Linked DNA regions of Mus musculus: all the other regions are linked to region 1. Evidence: chromatin loops called from intact Hi-C (ENCODE). Cell type or tissue: heart. All regions are shown on one strand. Region 1 overlaps Aldh5a1 (aldhehyde dehydrogenase family 5, subfamily A1). Region 2 overlaps Ripor2 (RHO family interacting cell polarization regulator 2). Region 3 has its middle 5.1 kb from the start of Gm22013. Region 4 holds the start of Acot13 (acyl-CoA thioesterase 13). Region 5 holds the start of D130043K22Rik (RIKEN cDNA D130043K22 gene).

Region 1 (4,000 bases):
TAGCTTATGAAGAGGAAAGGTCTACTTTATCCATAGGTTTTGGAGGTTCCAGGCTATGATCCCTGCACCTTTGTGCCTATGGTAAAACAGCACATCATGGTAAGAACAGTGTGGCAAAGGTAACTGTCCACCTCACAGCCCCAAAGCAAAAGAAAGAGGAAACGCTTGGCTCCACGATGCCCTTTGGAGGGGTCTGAACTCCTTTTCTTGTTGCTGTGACAGATGTCTGACAGGGGCATGGAAGGAGACTTGTAGCTTTAGGGGATGCAGTTCATCATGGCCCTGAAGTCATGTCCTCAGGAGCCTGAGGTAACCTGTTGAGTTAGGTTTGCAGTCAGGAGGCAAAATCAAGTGAATGGCGTTCTCAGCTGGCTTCCTGTTTTCCTCTTTTGACTGGGTCTGCGGACCCCAGCCCACAGGTGACGAGTGTCTCCTGTGCTCGGTCACATGTCTCCTAGGCTGTCCTGTACATCAGCAATGAATGTCATCACAGGGAGCAAGCCTTTGGTGATCTAAAGACCAGGGGCTAAGCCACTACACTTGAAGCCTTCGCTTGGGAGGCGGAGGCAGAAAGATTGATGTCAGCCTGGCTACCCAGGAAGAGCCTGTCGCAAACTAAACAAACAAGCAGAAGGCCTGCCTCCATTGGTACCCACCCCTCTTGACTTCCTGTGGTAGCACCCTGACAGAAAGCAGCCAACACAAAGGTTTTGTGGGTTACTTTTTCTTTCTCATGTTCTTGTAGCTTGGTGGTCATTTCTGATTTTTTTTTAAACTCTCAATTTTTTTTATTGTATTCTCTCTAATTATTCTGACTTACAGGTTTGCATCTGCATTTTTCCAGGTGGTCTGCCTGTGTCCCGGGGGGTCCCGTGAGCACCCATGGGCTTCCCTTGGGTCTGTCCGGGGGCGTTCTCTGGGCTCCCTCCTCACATAGGTCTTATCCCGCAGGCCTCTACCCACTTGCAGTTTCTGTCTGTGGAGAAACTTGGTCCCTCGGTCTTCTCATAAATAATGTCCTGATATTTGGATTTGCTACCACATTGCTGATTTGATTTGTTTTAATACTTTGATTAACATACAAGGACATTCGCTTCATACTTATTGTTTTTGTGAGAGATTAGTGAGATTAAAAACCTTGCTAACAAAAACAAACAAACAAAAAACCTTACTAACTACTCCAGTAATATCAGTACTGGGGAGGTTGAGGCAGGAGGATGGCCACCATTTTGAGGCTAATGAGGGCTATAGAGATCTGGGAAATTCAGGACAGACCTGCTCTAGACCCTGTCCTGGCAAGGCCCAGGTCCCCAGGTCAGGTGGCTGGGGTCAGTGGCTGCTTCCCTCCTCCCCAGATCTTCACCTCTGTTGAGTTCCTCCTGTCTGTGCCTCCCTTTCCTCAGCTCTGACCCACAGGAACTAGTGAGCAGCTTCGTGAGTTTTCTCTAGACATCCTTTCCCCGCTCCACGCTGGAGTCTACAGTCAGTCAAAAAGCTTGAGATTTGCCTCAGACTGAACAGGAGGTGGCGCTAAAGCTCTTACCTAAGACACTGTACTTGGTGGATGGAACTCACATTGCTACTTAGTTATACCCATGTATTTATTTAGGAGGCTAGGAGGGTAGTTCAGTCACAGTGTGTGCTTAGCAGAGAGAGACTGTGGCTTTAATCTTTAGCACATATGTGCGTGTGAATAGACATATACACACATAGTCACACATATACATGCACATATATGGACCTAAAAGAAGGTTTTTTATTGGTGCTGATGTTAACATATTTTTAAATCTTTAATTACATTTATATGTGTATGGGAGGGGGAACTGTACCCAAACCAGAAAAGAGTATAGGATACCCTGGAGCTGGAGGGTGGTAAGCTATGGGTGATGGGAACTAAACTCGGGTTCTCTCAAAGAGAGCCATACATGCTAATAGGCACTGAGCTGTTTATCCAGCCCATAATATATTATTGTGAGGGAATAGGGTGTCCTATAGCCCAGGCTGGCCCTGAACTCACTATGTAATCGAAGATGACCTTGAGTTTGTGATCCTCCTGCCTTTACCTCCCAAGAGTTAGAGTTATAGACGTGCACCACCAGGTCAGATTCTCTTCAGTATGGTTTTTACTGTGGCCCAAGGCAACTTATGTTTTACATTGCATTCCGGGTTAAACATGTTTACTTCTGGTTCTGTTTGTTTTGTTTTTTTTCAGTTCAATCCTTGTTATGGTGTGTTTGCTGTTTCTCTTTAAAGCTTGCAAACCAGGCGGGAATCCCTGCAGGTGTCTACAACGTCATTCCCTGCTCTAGAAACAAGGCCAAGGAAGTGGGAGAGGTCCTGTGTACCGATCCATTGGTGTCCAAAATTTCCTTTACTGGCTCAACAGCAACGGGAAAGGTATGTAATGTCAGAGCCAAACAGGTGTTACTCTAATGCTTTCTATTTACAGGGTGTGAGATTACTATTGTATGGTTTTGTTTAATTTTATTGGAGACAAGGTCTACATAGCCCTGGCTGGCCAGGAACTTGCTATGTAGACCAGGCTGGTCTTGAACTCACAGAGAGATCCACTTGTCTCTCAAGTGCTGGGATTGAAGAAATATACCACCACGCCTGGCCTGTCGTGTCATTGTTGAATTGATGGTATGGTTTAAAACTCAGGACAGTGTTAACGTTGTTCGTCTTTGCCATTGCCGCAGCCCTCAATGTCACTGTCCTTCCCCCTTTCTGTAAATAATCACTTCTACTTCCCTACTACCTTCCTAGCCATTTTTTAAATCAAATCTATCAAAATAAGAATCTGTATGCTCCAGAATACATTGCATACATGTATGAACTTCTCAAAGAATAAATACAAAGATATTTAAAACAATATATTCTCATGTTTCCTTTTTCTTATGCAAAATGATATCTAAAGCAAGGTGACTTTGTGCCTACCTTAAATTTTCATCCTTGGGTAATTTTGTAAAACAAAGGTTTTAGCTGCCTTCTATGCTGGTTTTCTGTTGTTGTAAAATACGTGAGAAAAGTAACTTAAAGGAGGAGGGATGCTTGGGGACGTTTGGCTCCTGGTATAGGAGGTTCCGTTCCTGTCCATGGTCACTTGGCTCCCTTGTTTTTATCCCTGTAGTGAGGCAGAAGTCTCATGGAAGGAGGCCTTGGTGGTGAAGAGCTGCTCACCTTCTAGTGGCCAGGAAACAAAGAGAGAGAGAAAGGGGTCCAGGACCAGATACATCCTCCAAACACATTTCCCCATGACCTCCTTCCTGAGCTAGACCCCAGTCCCTAATGAATACCCCCCTCAGCTAGAATTGGTGACCACTCTTTGGACATTTGGGCCATCAGAGGAAGGTACTTTCTATGCAAACAATAACACCCTGGCCATTGATTTGGATGCTCACATTATTTTCCTCCTACTGTGCCTCCTGCAGATCCTGCTACATCACGCAGCAAATTCTGTGAAGCGTGTCTCCATGGAGTTGGGTGGCCTCGCCCCATTCATTGTCTTTGACAGTGCCAACGTAGACCAGGCCGTCGCGGGGGCAATGGCGTCTAAATTTAGGAATGCTGGGCAGGTGAGTCATGCAGAATGTTTTGGTGCTGGGGTAAGGGGATGCATATGTGTTTTACAAAGACCAAGGCCTTGCCTCTCTTCCGGTTCCTTTGTTCATCTGCTCAGTCATTGTGTAGCAAGTGTTTACCTAGTACTTTCTGTCAGGCATGAGGTAGGCTTGAATAGTCCAAAGAGAAGTAAGAGCTAGTCTGTTGCTTCAAAGCATTTCCAGAATTGCAAATGTCTTTATGTATATGTGTTTGGTGTATGTGTCTCAATGCACAGACATGTAGGCCCATGACCCCTTTCCAGTATATGCAGAAGCCAGAAGAGGATGGCTGCCATCCTCTATCACTCTCTACCTTATACCCCTGAGACAGGGTCTCTCATTGAACCTGGATCTAGATAGGCCAGCAAGCCCTGGTGATACTCTTATCTTCCCATTCC
Region 2 (4,000 bases), 210 kb after region 1:
TGGCTGGAAGAGAAGAGGGATGTTAATGAAGAGAGGATGATGGCAACCTGGGTCTGGTGGTAAGCTGTCCCAGGGACATTAGAGCCTGTCTTTTGTGTTTTTAAAAACCTTTATTTTGTTTTATTTTTAACAATATTTTCATTCATTCATTCATTATCTAAGACTAGGTCTCATGTAACCCAGTTTATCCTCAAACAAAGGGATAACCTTGAATTCCCAATCTTCTTGTCTATCCCCTCCGCCCCCCCCAGGCAAATTTCCCTTCTTTCCTTTTTCTTTCATCGTGTGTGTGTGTGTGTGTGTGTGTGTGTTACTGGGGATTGATCCTAGGATCTCAGGAATGCACTACCACTGAGTTACATCTCTAACCTTTTTACTAATGATTTTGAAATATGTCTTGCCCAGGGTAACCTTGATCTCACTCTATAGCACAGGCTGACCTTGAAGTGGTCTCAGTGTCCTGAGTAGATGAGATTAGATATGCCCCCACAGGCACTAGGACTGTGCTTTTCTACTGGAACTACTACAGTCTTTGTGGATTGGTAGGCGGTCCAGAGAAAAACCCCTCCTCCCTGGAGCAAAGAGACCTCAGTGACTACTCAGCTGTTTGTTCTCAAAGACAAGGCACAGCTGCTCAGCCTTGGGGAGGCCACACTAAACTCCTGTGACTTTATAGCAAAAACGCCATACAGAATAAGCCCTCGGAGGGGCCGGAACACGGCAGGGTTTGCTGGAAGAGCCTTTCCTCTGCCCCAGGCTCCCAGGTCAGTCCAAGCAGACAGCACGGGCAGGTGGCACATGCTCACAATCACACTTGTGGGTGCCTGTGATCAGGACGAGGCTGTAGTAGAGCACGAGACACAACTCATTTGCAGCCCGAATGTCTGCCATTTCTCCCACCATTTAGTTACCTGCCAAAGTCACTGCTCTTAGCAGGAATAGAAAAGAGAGGCAGAAATGCATCGGGAGAACTTCAGGGTGGGTTCAGGCTCAGTTACAGATTTCCCAGAAGTCTCTGTTTCCATTCATATCTGATGTGAAAAAGGACAAACCCTTGCCTTTATGAAAGAGTCCAGTGGCCAGATCACAAAAAGTCAAGGGTATCTACTCCATGGCATGTTCTGCTGTGAAGCTGAAGAATGGCTCAATTGGTAAAATGCTTGCCTTGAAAGCACAAGGACCCGGGTTTGAACACCGGGACCCACAGTTAAAAAGCTGGTTACATAGTGCTTGTAACCTCAGTGCTAGGGAGGGGTGAGAGAGAAACAAGAGGATCCTGGGCTTGCTGGCTAGCTAGCCTAGTGAGCTTCAGGCTAGTGAGAGATCCTGTTTCAAAAACCAAGGTAGATGGCTACTAAGGAATGAGGTCTGATCTTCGCACACATTGAACCGTCCCCCAAAGTTCTGCACCAGACACAAGCTCGGAGCCAGACTGAGGCTGGAGTATACTCAGCTGCCTCGCCACTGAGTTCCAGTGAGCATGCGTGGTCGGGCGTGCTTCGGTTCCAGGGATGGCCTGCAGGTGGCGGGCTTACCTTCCACCACAGAGGTGATGTTCCCGAGGTTCTCGTCACTCACGGCTGCCAGCTTCTGCATCACAAGGACCTGCCTCGACAGCTTCTCCAAGAGACTTCTTGCCACAAAGGGGGTTTTGCTAGAGAAGACGATTTGCTGACAAGACAAATAAAAGCCCTTTTAATGATGACAAGGGCAGTGACCTTCCCCTCCGGATCCTTCCCGAAGAGGTTGCAGAGGCAGAGCTCTGCTGCACTTTTAGTCCCAGTTTGTCAGTGTTCCTCAGGTCAGAAAAATCACACCTGGTTTTGTTACTTTCAAGCTTTTTACATATTCTGGAGATTTCTCACTGGCAGAGCTTCAATTTATTGTGAATTTTCCATTTTCTTCTCTCTCTTCTCCCCCGCCTCTCTTTTTCTTTCAGACAGGGTCTACCATGTGCTTCAGACTGGCCTGAAACTATGTAGCTCACTCTGCCCTCAAACTCATAATCCCCCTGCCTTAGCTTCCCAAATACGTGCTATAAACTCCACCCTCAGCCCTGCCCTTCGTTCTATGTAAAGTTCCGTCTCCTTGAAGATAGCAGAGGGCATTTAGGCTGTGACCTGGGGGACGAGCAGTATAGGATTTGTTTTTATGAGTGCTTGGGTTTTTCACTGCGTGGTTTAATTTCCCTGTTTCCAAGCTGAAAGTTAAGAGGATATCATCATATGGTCATTCTTGTGGTTAGAGCTATCCCAGTGTAATCCAAGAGTGCTGCCGGTATTCCTGGTGCCGTTCTGAGCCCTATACGAGTGCTAGTTCACACATGTCTCATGGTGACCTGATGAAGTGAGTCCTATTTTGTTGACAGAAAACACTTTGTGACTGAGGCACACCCAGGGTAAGTAACTGGCCCAGTGCCACAGAAACAGAGATTGGCTTCACTTGTGTTGGGGGGGGGTGGGGGGGCAGGAAAAGGAGCTCTGAGACAGGAAAGGACCTAAGCAACTCGTTGCTCCAAGGCTCTGCTCCTTCTGTGACCCTTGGAAACCTGCCCAGGTTACCTGGTAGGCAGGGATGGCAGGCATGACCCCTGGGTGATAATGACACTGCCATGCCACACTGTCTAGATCACTCGAACCCTAAAGATAAATGGAATTCTCAAACTCCAGAGTCTAACAAGTACCCAAGTGTGGTGGTGTATGCCCGTAGTCCCAAAACTCGGCAAGTAGAGGCAGGAAGGTCAGGTCAAGGTCAGCCTCAGCTACACAGCTAAGTTCTAAACCAGCTTGGGCTACAAAATAAAAGTCAAAACAAAATGAAAGTATCAGTTACACACCGATGTCTTTCCTGCCAGCAGGCACAGTGGACACAAACCTTGTTTCTAAAGTAGAAGTACAGTGAGCTCACAGAATGCCGGTTATTTATTTATTTTTTTAACTTCCTGCAATTATATATACCAAGTGGTAGGAAACACTAGGATTGTAGGGTGATAACAAGTGGGAAGTGGGGATTGTAATTCTCACTCCTTCAGCTTATATCTTTTTCTCCATAAGATTACCCATAGTGCCAGGCTTGGTGGCGCACACCTTTAATCCCAGCACTCGGGAGGCAGAGGCAGGTGGATTTCTGAGTTTGAGGCCTGCTTGGTCTACAGAGTGAGTTCCAGGACAGCCAGGGCTACACAGAGAAACCCTGTCTCAAAAAACCAAAAAAAAAAAAAAAAAAGGGAAGATTACCTATAAAATTGTTTTTTCCTAGGACAGATCTGCTCCACAAGAGAGTTGGACTGTCCCTCATGGCCCTGCTAGAGGAGCAGCATCCTGACTGACTGACTTCCCCGCTCCATGGAAGACACCTCTCATAGGTCTTACAAGAAAGCTATTTGCCTCTCAGAGGCTGGCGGTTTGCCTAGCACATTATCAGAGTCAGAGAAGATAATTAGAGACCTAAAAGGGTCTTACTCAGGTGACGGTAAGCAGTGAATAGCTGGAAGGAAACAAAAATCCTTTCTTTCTTGGCTTGATACAGCATCTACTTCTGTAGCCCAGGCTGGCCTCTCAGACGTGTAGTAGCGATCCTCTTATCTCAGCCTTGCCAGTACTGGGACTGTAGGCATGAGCACCACATCTGGGTCCATTCGCTCAGCAGGGAAAACTGCCTGCGAGAGGCTGCTCGAGGATGCTCTGGCTATAGCAGAAATACTCAACAGCTCTGCACATAGACAGGGCTCAGGTCTGGCCAGAGGCAAGGATTTTGACAGCCAGCCCATTTCCCACAGCACCTCCATGCCTCCGTTTTCCCATCAGGTGCTTCCTTCCTTTGAGGCAATGTCTTGCTATGTAGCCCAGGTTTTGTCTTGAACTCTGGATCCTCCTATGTCTATCTGCCCAGTCCTGGGATTATATGTGTGTTCCACTATGCTCAGAAAGCTATTTGTTTGCTAGAGAAAGTCATCTTCTTCTATGTTTTCTATAACTGTGTGCCTAGTGCTGTCCAGCCC
Region 3 (4,000 bases), 440 kb after region 1:
CACTGTGGTAGACGATTAGGCAGGGCCCATCCTTTGGAATACCAGAGGATCACTAACACACAAGGCCTCTCAGGGCTGTGCCCTTTGGCAGTGTGATATCTGTGGCCACACCACCTAGCTTGGTTTATGAGCAAAAACTCCACTTCCTGAACATCCATGGGCTGGGGCTGGGAACACACTAAGAATCCACTGTCCTCTTTTCTAAAGAAAAGAGAAGAAAGAAAAAAGAGAAGAGAAGAGAAGAGAAGAGAAGAAAAGAGAAGAGAAGAGAAGAGAAGAGAAGAGAAGAGAAGAGAAGAGAAGAGAAGAGAAAAGAGGAAGATAAAAAGAAAAAAAAAAACCAAAAGAGTTTTCAGCATTAGAGGAGTGTCTTGGTTTCCTCTATTTCATCTTTTTTAAAAAAAATCTTATTTACTTTATTTTATGTGTGTTGGTGTTTTGCCTGAGTGTATGTCTATGTAGGAATGTCAGATCTTGGAGTTACAGACGCTGTGAGCTGCCATGTGGATGTTGGGATTTGAACCCAAGTCCCCTGGAAGGATAGTCAGTTCCCCTAACCACTGAGCCATCTCTGGAACCCCGTGTCTTAGGGTCTCTAGTCCTATTATAAGACACCATGAAGAGCAACTAGAGAAGGAACGGAAATAAATGGAAATCAGTACAGGATCTGAAGGCAGGGACCTGGAAGCAGGAACTGAAGCAGAGGCCATGGAGGAACAGTGCTCATTGGCTTGCCCACCATGGCTTGCTCAGCCTGCTTTCTTACACACCCAGACGCCCCCCCCCCACTAGGCTGCATCCTCTCAAACCAATATTTAATGGAGAAAATGTTCTTAGAGTTTCCTCTAGGCAATCTGATGGAGGCATTTTCTCATTTGAGGTTCATCTTCTCAGATAATGTCTAGGTTTGTGTCAAGTTGACAAAACCGGACTAAGCCAGGGACTCTAGTGTTTTTGTATTCACTGGACAGCACATCCATAAATAAAGGCCTTAGTCAGGCTTGTTTTGATGCCTAGTCTCCCAAAGATGTACAATTAGAAAAGGAGCAGGCAGGAGAAGGCAATGACCCAGAAGACAAGAAGAAACGTGGCTTTGTCTAATGAAGCAAAACTCAAACTGTTCTCTATGGCATTATGAAAACACTTCTTTCTTTGGATACAGCTATACAAAGTTTCTCAGAGTTTGCAGGGAAAATAGACACTTGCCAATCAGAGGTAAGTCTGTAATTCTTATAAGCTCAGAACTGTGGAATGGAGGGAGGAAGAGAGCTGAGAGTCTGAGAGCATCCCGGGTTACACACCAACATCTTGTTTTAGAAAAGAAATATACGATCTGATTATCCTCAATCTGAAAGGCAGAAGGAATGAAGATGTCGTATGCCCTCACAAGAGCTCTTCTTTTACAAGATGTAACCTGAATGCCTTAGGTGGTTCCCCATAAAAACGGGTGATTCCTGGAACGGAATGTGCTGGAAGGAAGCCTTCCTCCCCTTAGGTGCTCCTGAAGAGAATAGCTTCTCTGTAAGTCTCTCAACCAAATAGCTCAATAACCTCAAACAGCTCAACAGCCTCAAAGAGCTCAATTGGTGCTGTGCAGTGCTCTTCTGTCACCTACTGACAACTTTGGCTCATTGCAGTTTCCCAGGCCTTGGTGTGTTGTCCAGCTCAAATTAGAGTAGTTCAGCGTGTCCAAAGGAAAAAGTAAATATCTTTACATTCTGGACAGCTATCCTATTTTCTCAATTGTCTTCGGTCTTCTACTGCTAAAATAATAATACATGTTGCTGGAGAGATGGCTGAGTAGAGATGTGCCTGCCACAGAGCTTACCCTGCAGGGTATGTGTGGCCCCTCCTCCCAGTAAATAAATCCGGCTTGAGAGATGGTTCAGTGGTTAAGAGTCTCGTTGCTCTTGCAGTCACCCCAGGTTTGATACCCAGCGCCCATATCCAGTTGCTCACAACTGCCCGTAACTCTAGCTTTGTAGAATCTGCTGCCATTTTCTGGCCTCGGCAGGCACATGCGTGTGGTACACATACAAACAACCACACAAACACATAAACAAACAAACAAACAAACAAATAAATATACTATCTAAAAAGAAACACATTTATTAATTAAAAACAAAATAACATGTCAAACAGAGTCTTATATTTTTTGTAATTTAATGTCTTGTGATTGGTATAAGTACTGTATATTTTAAAGTATTTGTTAGGTTTTTTTTTTTCATAAAATATGATTACCCTTAAGGCATTTAGGAAATCATGGGTACATTCGTGTGTGCATGTGTGCACGTGTGTACGTGTGTGTGCACTCGAGAGAGTGTATTCACAGTGGTGGTGTTTTTGGGGGATGGCCTGGGGCTTATATAGACTGATGTAGTACTGTTGAACTATATCCCAACCTCTGAAGGTATTTTAAGAGAGAAATAGTCTGTGATGGTCAGGTCTGCTTGTCAACTTGGCACATCCTAGATCTACCTGGAAACAGAGTCTCAGAGAGGGACTGTGCAGAAGAGTGAGGTTGGCCTGTGGGCATATCTGTGGGGCAATCATTCTGATCCCATTAATTGAGGTGGGGAGATCTGCCTATTGTGGGTGTCACTGTTCCCAGGGTTTGGGGCGGGGAGCAGATAAATGTCAAGAGGGTGCTGAGCAAAAGCAGGCATCCATTTGTTCCCGCTCTACTCTCACTGTGGACGTGACAGGCTGCTGCCAGTTCCTGGCTTCACTGTTCCAACACGGAGAACTGTAGCTTGTGACTGTAGACAAACAAGCCTCCTGCTCTGAAGTCGCCTTTGTCAGGATATTTTATCGTAGCAAGAATGTGATCAGAACTTAGTCTATATTGCAAATAGCAGAGGGAGGAGTCTTTGCAGAATCAGTGTTGTGGAACTCCATGGAAAATCAGCAAAGGCATAGGAGCATATGCAAATTATGTAAATACAGACTCCAGGGCGGTCATACGCACAGGCCTGTCCATGCCTTGGAAGACTGAGCCGATGTCAGCAAAAGCCACAGTTCAGTTACCCAGCCTCAGGAATTCTAGCCAATGGAAAGAATCTAAATGTATCACATGCGCGCACACAGACACACACACACAGAAAAAGCATGCTCACATAAACTTGCATATACACACAAAACCACGTGTACACACTATTAGGTATTCTCTTATTTTAATATAAAAATTAGATCGTTCTTGGAACTCACAGAGACTTGCCTCCTTCTGCCCACAGAGTGCTGGGAGAAAAGGCATGTACCAGCCTAAAAGTTATATTTCTTATAACATAATTTTCTAAAAATAAACTTTATACCTTTTTGGATCAGTAAACAACAAAAAACCCTACATTGTTTTCATGGGTGGCGACATTTGTTATTTTACTTTTGTATACTTATTATTTACATGGTGTTTATTTGTACAAGAGGAATACATTTTAATGGAGATAATTACCAGTTGAAATCATGTCAGTTTTTAAAGTATAATACTTCAAAAATGATGACTACTAGCCTACTAATTTGTCTGCAAGAGAAACCAAAAGATTGGCTTGATTTCTCTAATGTGCCAGGAATGCAGTTAGAAGAAAGAAGGGGGGGAAGGAAGAAGGAGGAGGAGGAAGAGGAGGAGGAGGAGGAAGAGGAGGAGGAGGAGGAGGAGGAGGAGGGGGAGGAGGAGGAGGAGGATGTGGGGGAGAGAAGAAGAAATCCCTGTATTTTTCCCTACAGCAGTGGTTCTCAACTTCCCTCATGTTGGGACCCTTTAATACAGTTCCTCATGTTGTGGTGACTCCTCCCCCTACCATGAAATTATTTTCATTGCTACTTCATCTTTGTAGTTTTGCTGCTGTTATGAATCATAATGTAAATATTTGTGTTTTCTGATGGACATAAGTGACCCCTGCAAAACAGTCATTCAACCTCCAAAGGGGTCATGGCCCACAGGTTGAGAACCACTGCCCTAGACAGCGATGGCTGTGACCCCACTGGTAGAAGCAGAGCTCATGGA
Region 4 (4,000 bases), 89 kb after region 1:
TCGGAGGCAGGGCATTGAGACAACAGGAACAGCATACACTAAAAACAAATATTAAACCTGGCTGGTATGGTTTTTAGTTCCCACAGGCTGAGGCAAGATTGCTAGGAGCTCAATGCCGGCCTGAACTACACACAAACTTGTGCCAAACTAATCAAACTTGAAACAAACCTGTCTCAAAAGAAAAACTATCGTTCTTTGGCAAGAGGAGAGCAGATAAACTATGCAGAAACAAGGAGACTTACAGGTTACCATTCTTCAGGAGAAAATCTCTACCTCTGTTTTTTTTCTAATCTTCAGTTTACATATCACCAATATTTCAGGTCAGTAAGTGTATTTCAGTAGCCAGGGTTTCACAAACCTTTAATCCCAGTACTGGGCCAATGGAAGGCAAGCCTTGACCACAAAGGAGTTCCAAGTCAGCCTGGACATATATGGCTCAAATAAAAAGTTCGGGTAGGGAGTGCTGGAATCAGATGCAATGCTAGCAAAAGGGAGGCTGGAAGAGAGCTGGAGGTCAGGATTATTGCAAGCCTCTGTCTCGAAAAAGAACAAATAACGGTAACATTAAACAAAAATTCCATCCCAGTGTGGTGGTGGGCACTCTAAATCCAGCCCATTCGATTCTGAGGCAGGTAGATCTGTGTTTGAGGCCAACCTAGTCTACACACCAAGCTCAGGCCAGCCAGGGATAAAGGGTGAGGTTCTGCCTCAAAATACATAAAATAATCTTCAGGTTTAAGAAATAAGATAAAATAAAATAAAATAAATCACGTTGGAAGCCAGTTCTAGTATGTGCCTTCAACGTGCCAGCACTGAGAGGGCAGAAGCAAGCTGATCTGAGTTCGAGGCCAGCTTGGTTCAAATAACGACGAGTTCCAGGCCAGCCAAGCGCTACACAGTGAGACTCGTCCCAAAACAACAAAGACAAGTCCCGCTGGGAAGTGACCCTGCATCCTCGGAAGCATTCCCTGAGATTTCCAGCTCTGGGGCGCCGGCCGCCCTTTTCCAGGTCCCGGTCCTCGGACGCCCAAGCCCAGCAGGCGGTCCCTCCCCGCCCTCGGCGAGCAGCCCGCGACCCCCGTCGCTTACTAGGCCTCGGACTTGAAGGACGTGGGAGGCTGGCGCGGCCACCCTTGGTCGTTCTCTGGCAGCTCGAAGTAGGCGCTCAGGGCTTTCTGAAAAGCAAAGGCACAAGGCTGCAGGGCGCGCCCCGCCTCCCGGGGGAGAGCGGCGGAAGCGAGAGACGCGAACTGACCTGCGTCTGCCAGTCGTTCTCCCGCAGGACGCTGGGGACCATCGTGGGGTCGCATCCCCCCACCAACGCAAAGCCCAGGCACTGAAGCCGCCGCCTCTTCACCCGGTCCTCCTCCGCCTGTGCTGCTTCGGGCGCCGACGCCGCCCGCCCTGCCGGCCCTGCGGGCTCCGCCGCATCGGAACTGCTGCCAGACGCCATCGCCGCAGGGTCCCCTCAAAACACCCGCTCTTCACGCTGCTTCCCGCGCGACTGATCGCGAACGCCGGAACCTGCGCAGGCGCGCAGCGTGCAAGCGCGTCCGCGTCAACCTTCCGGCAAGAAGACCGCCCTCTCTGGTCCCCGTCCGCGGCCAGCGAGGCGCAGATGGGGAGGGGGAGGGGGAGGGGAGGGGAAGGAGGGGCCGAGGAGGCCTGAAGGTTGCGCGTGCGCGCTGGGGCGCTAAAGAGTGAAGGTAACCCGTGATCATCTAGGACCAGGGCGACCGGGGCGCGCGATCCTTTCTCCCGAGCACGACGCGACAGCGGCCGGGCTTGCAGACTTGACCTTCCACACCCTTGTCCTCTCACAAACGTCTCTTCCAGAGTTCATTCTCGCAGAGCCCAGACTCTTGCTTTGCGTCCACGATGAGCAGCATGACCCAGAACCTACGAGAAGTAATGAAGGTTATGTTCAAAGTTCCCGGTTTTGATAGAGTTTTGGAAAAGGTATATTTATTGTAGGCGAAGTATCTGGTGAAGGGGACGAACCTAGTAAAACACCTTAGTGGCCTCGCAAACGCAGGGGAAGTGCGTGGCGTGGATTCTCATCGAAACGTAAATAAGCATGTTTGGTTTTTTGTTTTTTGTTTTTTTTTTAACCAGCAAACTGTTGGAGTGTGTGGAGAAAAAATGTCAGCGTACCATTTAAGGGACGCTGGAGCCTGCAGGGCTAGTATATAGGAATTGTTTCTTAAGAGTCAAGGAGGTTTGAGGTACGGAAGTGAATGCGAGAACCACCTGTACGTGTGTTGTATTTCTTGCTTTTGAGACTAGGTCTTTGTAACTAGGTCTATGTAACTATGTAACGTTTGTTGGCTGAGAACCCTTGTAGTCCAGGCTGGCCTGGGAGTCTACAGAGTTAACCAGGACCAGTGCCTGCACCCTGCCATTCCACATGAACTAACGTAGACTACTGTTTTCCAGACTTTATAGACATTGTGTTCTATAGGAAGCAATCCTTAATAAATATCCGTAGCAGAAGTCCAGTGCGTGGTATTGTCAGAGTAGAAAGACACTTAACCTTAGAACTTGCTGCAGACTTTTTAATAAATGTTTTAATGCACGCATGTCTATTTTTCTGATTAAGAAAAAATACTTGGAAATTTAAAAAGAATTTGGGCATGAAATATAAATTTTGGTCAACAACAGGCATTTGAAATCTTTTTCCTGAACACGCCCCCTCTTAGAATTTTTTAACTATGTTCATAAAGTGTCAAAAAAATAGGAAATAACCCTTAGGTAAATATATTTAATGTTTTCCAATAGGAAATATTTCAAAACTAAGGACAGCATTTGACAGTGACTTTTAGAAAGATAATATTACCTAAAAAGAATTTTAATGATTTAAGAGGAAATTTTAATTCTTTAAAAACAACCAAAAACAACTTTATGAGGACTGGGATGTAGTTAATCCAAGCTTGCAGGTGGGAGCCCGTCATTGACAGGGTTGCAGGTGGGCACCTGTCGTTGACAGGGTTCCATAGCCACTTCTCCGTAAGCTTTCCTCACCCTCCTGGGTATTAGAATATTTTGTAACGTATTTATTTGGTTTTATTTATTTATTTATTTTCTATTATTTATTTAAGTTCTATCCAGAACTTGACATGTAGACCAGGTCATCCTGGATCTCACAGAGATTGATCAGCCTCTGCTACTTGAGTATTGGGATGAATAGTATGTGCCACAGCATCTGACTGTTTTTTTGTGAGGTAATTTTGACATTGGTTTGATTGCCTTTGAGTAACTAATTAAAATTCTCATACCTACGTTCAGCTTGGTACCTGCCTGTAATTCCAGGCTAAGGGAGGCTGATGCAGGCTAGCTTGTAAGCTAGTTACATAAACAAATCCCTCAAAAAAAAAAAAAAGTGATTTTTTTTTTAAAACACTTAATAGTTGAAAATTAGCATAAATCTCACATTTGTAGTATGGCTAGCCACACTGCACAAGTTTATTATTTATAGGTAGCAGCTAGTGGCTGTTAAACTACATGGGGTCGATAATATAATAATAGTTATTGTGTGATTGATAACTTATGACAGACAGATAAGAGGTTGTTTTGGTTTTTTTTTTCTTTTTTTTTCTTTTTTTTTTTATTACGTATTTTCTTCAATTACATTTCCAATGCTATCCCAAAAGTCCCCCCCCCACACACACACAAGAGGTTGTTTTATGTGGGATGAGAAGCTAAGACTAAAGTATATATTTTTGTATAATGGCATGTATATGTGTATGTGTGGGTTTTGTGATTTCCTTTTTTTTTTTTTTTTTTTTTGTTTTGTTTTTCGAGACAGGGTTTCTCTGTATAGCCCTGGCTGTCCTGGAACTCACTCTGTAGACCAGGCTGGCCTCGAACTCAGAAATCCTCCTGCCTCTGCCTCCCGAGTGCTGGGATTAAAGGCATGCGCCACCACCGCCCGGCTGTTTTGTTTTTTGAGACAGGATCCTGACTGGTCTGAAACTTGTATTGACTTTCCATGCCTCTGTCT
Region 5 (4,000 bases), 75 kb after region 1:
GGCGTGTGCCACCAACGCCCAGCGAAACCATGTTTTTTTTTTTTTTTTTTTTTTTGGTTTTTTTGAGACCGGGTTTCTCTGTGTAGCCTTGGCTGTCCTGGAACTCACTTTGTAGACCAGGCTGGCCTCGAACTCAGAGATCCACCTGCCTCTGCCTCCCAAGTGCTAGGATTAAAGGAGTGCACCACCACGCCCGGCCGAAACCATGGTTTTTTAAGAAGCATTTGTGTAATAGTATCTTATTTTAATTATTTTCTAAATGGGCCTCTAAGTTTGGATCCTAGCACCTAGGTCAGGAAGCTTACAAATGCCTAGAACCCTAGCTCTAAGAGTTCAAACTCCATGTGTGGCATACAGGCACACTCGCACACAAATCAAAACCAAAACCAAAAGCAACAGCATCCCTCTGTATTTCCAAAGCTGGCCTCCAACACTAGGGTTTGAGCAATCCTTCACAGCTCAGCACGTGCAAATTCTATTTTTATTTTAATTCCTATAGAAATTCCACTGAGTAGGCCTTACTATTTTCTCTATTTTACAGATGAGAACAATGGGGCTTAGAGGTTATAGTTTCCTTAATATGAGGGGAGGTCGCCTCTAACAGCTGAACCACAACCCTAAGCAGACCATCTTTTCCCATCAGGCTATTTGTCACCCAACACTGTACATGCGCGCGCGCGCGCGCGGACACACACACACACACACACTCCAACCCCTGCCCCAAACAGACATCCTTATTTCCACAAATTGGTTTTAAAAGGAAAGGCTGTCTGTTGGGGGTGAGGGGCACTTAAGTCAAGAACAAACCTTAAACATACTTCTTACTTTATAACTCACCAAAGCTCTCCTTCAGCTCTCTAAACCGTGAGGATGAGAGCTCAGTGACCGTTACCTTTCTGAAAGGACACGCATCCCTGCCTCGGCATTTTACCCAGCAGCGGTGTGCTGTCTGTTCCTGTTACCGGAGGTTCTAAAAATTCCTGCTGCAGGCTTTTGTTTGTTTGTCTTGTTTCTTGTTTTATCTCCTGTTCAGTTTGCAGAGAATTCAGCTTTCTCAGTGAGTTCTAAGTTTGGAACTGAACTGAAATCTCTACTTTGCCCCATCTGCATTAGAAGTAACTAAAATCATGAGCATGAAATAAAAATGTACATGTGACACAACTTCAGTCTCTCTGAGGAACTTTCCCAGGCGCCGTGCATTTCAGGAATAAATTAATACACACATCCACCTTGAACATTTTTGTGGTTTTTAGGAAATGTGATCTACACTTTTTTCCATTATTAACACAAATGCCACTCAACTTTTCTGCTCAAGCACTAGGAAAAATATCAACATCTAACTCACAAACGAAAATGTTCAGTAAAGCCAGCAATAAAGATGAGCGTGAATATGCTCCGGCTTGCTTGCTCCCTTCAGACAATTATGAAAACAAATGGTGTTGAGAACGATGACTAGCGATTGCAGCTTTGTGATCCTGATAAATCTGTGCCATTCCTTGGAGAGAATTCAAAGAGCAGGAAGAAAAGCCTTTATACAGCGCTAAGCTTCTGGTGACGGTAAAGAGAGGAGATGAATGCATTTGGTAAGTGGTAGCGAGGTCCACGACAACAGCACTAAACGAAATTTAAAGGTAATTCTTCAGTCTAAAGCATGCAATTTGCGAGGTTGGAAAGATCCCCAAATCTCCCGCCTCCACGAAACAGGGAAACCATCAAATCATGCAACTATCTAGGATTGCTTTTCCTAGGTGTCCAGAAGAAGCCTTAGAAGTCCCCCTCTTGGCTTTTTTTTTTTTTTTTTTTTTTTTTTTTTTTTTCTGACACCACCTACCTGCTTGCTGTCGTCGTTGCTGACAGTTGGCCAGCTGGGCTGGGAGATGGGATTCTGCACCTGAGGTGGCTGCTGAAGCTAAACACTGCAAGCTCACTGGAGCTTCGTTCAACACCCCATCACCCAGTCTCATAAACACACTCATATCCTGCATCCCTAGGCAGAGGTAAGGAGGAATCCCAACTACACCCTAGCTAGAAATCCGGGGACCTGGAGTCCAGATTAAAAGCCTCTGACTAAGATACGAAATGCATTTAGCAAATGCCAGTTCTGAATGAACTTTAAAGAAACCGATTCTTAGGTTTAAGGTTAGCTGCCCAAGTCTCCCTGACTCCACCCTGCTGAGAACCCATCGATCCAAACAGGAACGCAGGCAGCTGAGTGCGGCTCTTACCTCCATCCCCAGCGATCTCCAGGCTCCGCGGTACTCCAGACTGGCCAGCCGCTGATGTCCAGTTGAGACACCTGCGAGGCACACCTGCAGGCGACACCTGCCCACCCCTGCGGCTGCACAGACAGACGCTGCGAGCCCGCGCTGGTGATTCAGCGCCTTTCTGCCTCCCGGGTTACCAGGGCGACGCATACGCACGCGCACACACGCCCCTAGGGATGGCCTGCGCCGCAGCCCGCACTGCCCCGCTAAGCAGAGGGGCCTCCGTTGCTTCCCTGCTCTGGTCCCTCGCCCACCCCTTTCCTGCCATGGTTCTGAACTGTTGAGGGGATAGACAGGTCGTCTAGAAAAATGCTCCACCCGGGGAAGCAAGCACTGCTTGGCTCAGACTACTCCAAGTCAAGTCACCTGGCCATTCAAGTCTTGTTTCCAGCCAAGCCTTTTTGCAAGACCCCCAACCCCATAACTAATCTGCTTGGTTTCAAGTGCTGCTTTCAAATCAAGGATGGTAAACTGGGCCTAGGTCGTCACAGAGCAACTCTACTTTGCAGGTTAAATGGGTGCCAAGTGCATTTCAACATTTGTGTCTTGTAGTGAGAATCTTGAGTCAGAGGAAATTCTAAGTCAGTGGAACACTGTTCCTTGTATTTTTAGTTTTGTAATAAGGACAAGAAAGTGTCTAGGAACTGGCATTAAGGGGCAGAAAGGACGGGCAGAGTATTCTTTATACATCCACGGTGGCTTAATGACTGAGTCGCACACCAGTATAAGCCTGCACTGTCATCTTTGTGGAGAAACATCAGACAGGTTACAAATGTTACTAAATGTCTCCTGTTAGAAAATGGAGATGACCCAAGAACAGAAGTCCACCCTAGGACTCATGAGGCTGAAGCAAGAGCTTCACGATTTCAAACAATAACACTCTTTCAAACAATAAATTAAAAAGCCAGATACAGTTACCAGGCCAGCCCAGGCTACTTAATGAGGCTTTTCTCTTAAGGGGAGGGGCAGTGAGATGGCTCAGCCAGTAGTAGAGGGACTTACTTTACCAAGGCTGATGACTTGAGTTAGATCTACCAGAAGACCCACATAAAATTGGAAATGACTCCACAAACTGCCCTCTGGCCTCCTCATGTGTACTTACAAACACCATACATGTAAAAGCATCATATAGGATGAACACGTTAACTAATGGAGATAAAGAGCCACTAAGGAGGTAAAGAGAATAAGCTATAAAACGGAGAAGGCCCGGGCCTTTAATCCCAGTCCTACAGTTGTAGAGGCAGCTACATCTCAAAGCCAACATGGTTTACAGAGGGAGTTCCAGGACAGCCAAGGCTACAGAGAAACCATGTTTCAAAAAAACCAAAATAGAAGACTGAGAATAAAAATAAGCATGGACTAAAAAGGGGGAAAAATCATTAATTCAGTCACTAAATGGGCTCAGAGGGCAAACACCAAACCTCACTGTAGGAAGACATTTCCTTCTCTCATGGTACATATTAATGATAGCTAGAGAAAAGATGCAGGCAGTGAAGAGATACAGAAGGCATGAGTCACAAGATGAGAATAGTTAAATCAGTGTACAACTCTCCCAGCCCTCATATAGGAGCAAAAGACAGTCATCAGAGGTCCGAATGGAGATAAACAACTACACATCCCTACAGACTAGAAAATGTGAACTTACCTTCAACTTTCCCCCTCCAAAACAACCAAACTGCTTACCACGAGAAAGAAAATCAGCTTACCTCTCCTCTGTCCGTCATCAGTGTGATGAA

What was found. Hi-C counts contacts between places; a loop is a spot of excess contacts. Peaks named below come from ENCODE experiments on the same cell type or tissue, not always from the same donor. Only the 100,000 strongest peaks of a DNase experiment are listed, where the experiment ranks them.
Region 2: a loop joins it to region 1, with 6 times the contacts of the local background. A loop is called at or near these places in 12 of 42 quality-filtered maps.
Region 3: it touches region 1 in a loop (10-fold over the local background); 14 of 42 quality-filtered maps call a loop at or near these places.
Region 4: it touches region 1 in a loop (2.2-fold over the local background); 5 of 42 quality-filtered maps call a loop at or near these places.
Region 5: it touches region 1 in a loop (2.4-fold over the local background); 5 of 42 quality-filtered maps call a loop at or near these places.

Annotation. Positions count from the first base shown.
Region 1 is chr13:24,918,076-24,922,075 of GRCm38, reverse strand. Aldh5a1 (aldhehyde dehydrogenase family 5, subfamily A1) reads left to right here. Exons shown (of 10, transcript NM_172532.3): 5 at 2,254-2,397; 6 at 3,432-3,575. Among named protein-coding and RNA genes, the nearest start is that of 4932702P03Rik, 14 kb to the right of the region's middle. In heart, a CTCF peak has its summit at 1,517 (motif pointing right); a DNase peak (open chromatin) is centred at 1,493.
Region 2 is chr13:24,711,293-24,715,292 of GRCm38, reverse strand. It overlaps Ripor2 (RHO family interacting cell polarization regulator 2), which reads right to left. Exons shown (of 23, transcript NM_029679.2): 17 at 1,536-1,671; 18 at 1-3. Among named protein-coding and RNA genes, the nearest start is that of Armh2, 28 kb to the left of the region's middle. In heart, no CTCF peak of the experiment used is centred here; DNase peaks (open chromatin) are centred at 1,512 and 2,512; H3K4me3 peaks cover 653 bases; H3K27me3 peaks cover 39 bases.
Region 3 is chr13:24,479,683-24,483,682 of GRCm38, reverse strand. No RefSeq gene overlaps it. Among named protein-coding and RNA genes, the nearest start is that of Gm22013, 5.1 kb to the left of the region's middle. In heart, a CTCF peak has its summit at 1,619; no DNase peak of the experiment used is centred here; H3K27ac peaks cover 754 bases.
Region 4 is chr13:24,829,185-24,833,184 of GRCm38, reverse strand. Acot13 (acyl-CoA thioesterase 13) reads left to right here and starts at 1,696. Exons shown (of 3, transcript NM_025790.2): 1 at 1,696-1,959. The coding sequence starts at 1,879. It overlaps Tdp2 (tyrosyl-DNA phosphodiesterase 2), which reads right to left and starts at 1,526. Exons shown (of 7, transcript NM_019551.2): 1 at 1,256-1,526; 2 at 1,090-1,175. The coding sequence starts at 1,453. In heart, no CTCF peak of the experiment used is centred here; a DNase peak (open chromatin) is centred at 1,584; H3K4me3 peaks cover 2,740 bases; H3K27ac peaks cover 2,241 bases.
Region 5 is chr13:24,843,525-24,847,524 of GRCm38, reverse strand. It overlaps D130043K22Rik (RIKEN cDNA D130043K22 gene), which reads right to left and starts at 2,394. Exons shown (of 21, transcript NM_001081051.2): 1 at 2,226-2,394. In heart, no CTCF peak of the experiment used is centred here; a DNase peak (open chromatin) is centred at 2,434; H3K4me3 peaks cover 858 bases; H3K27me3 peaks cover 407 bases.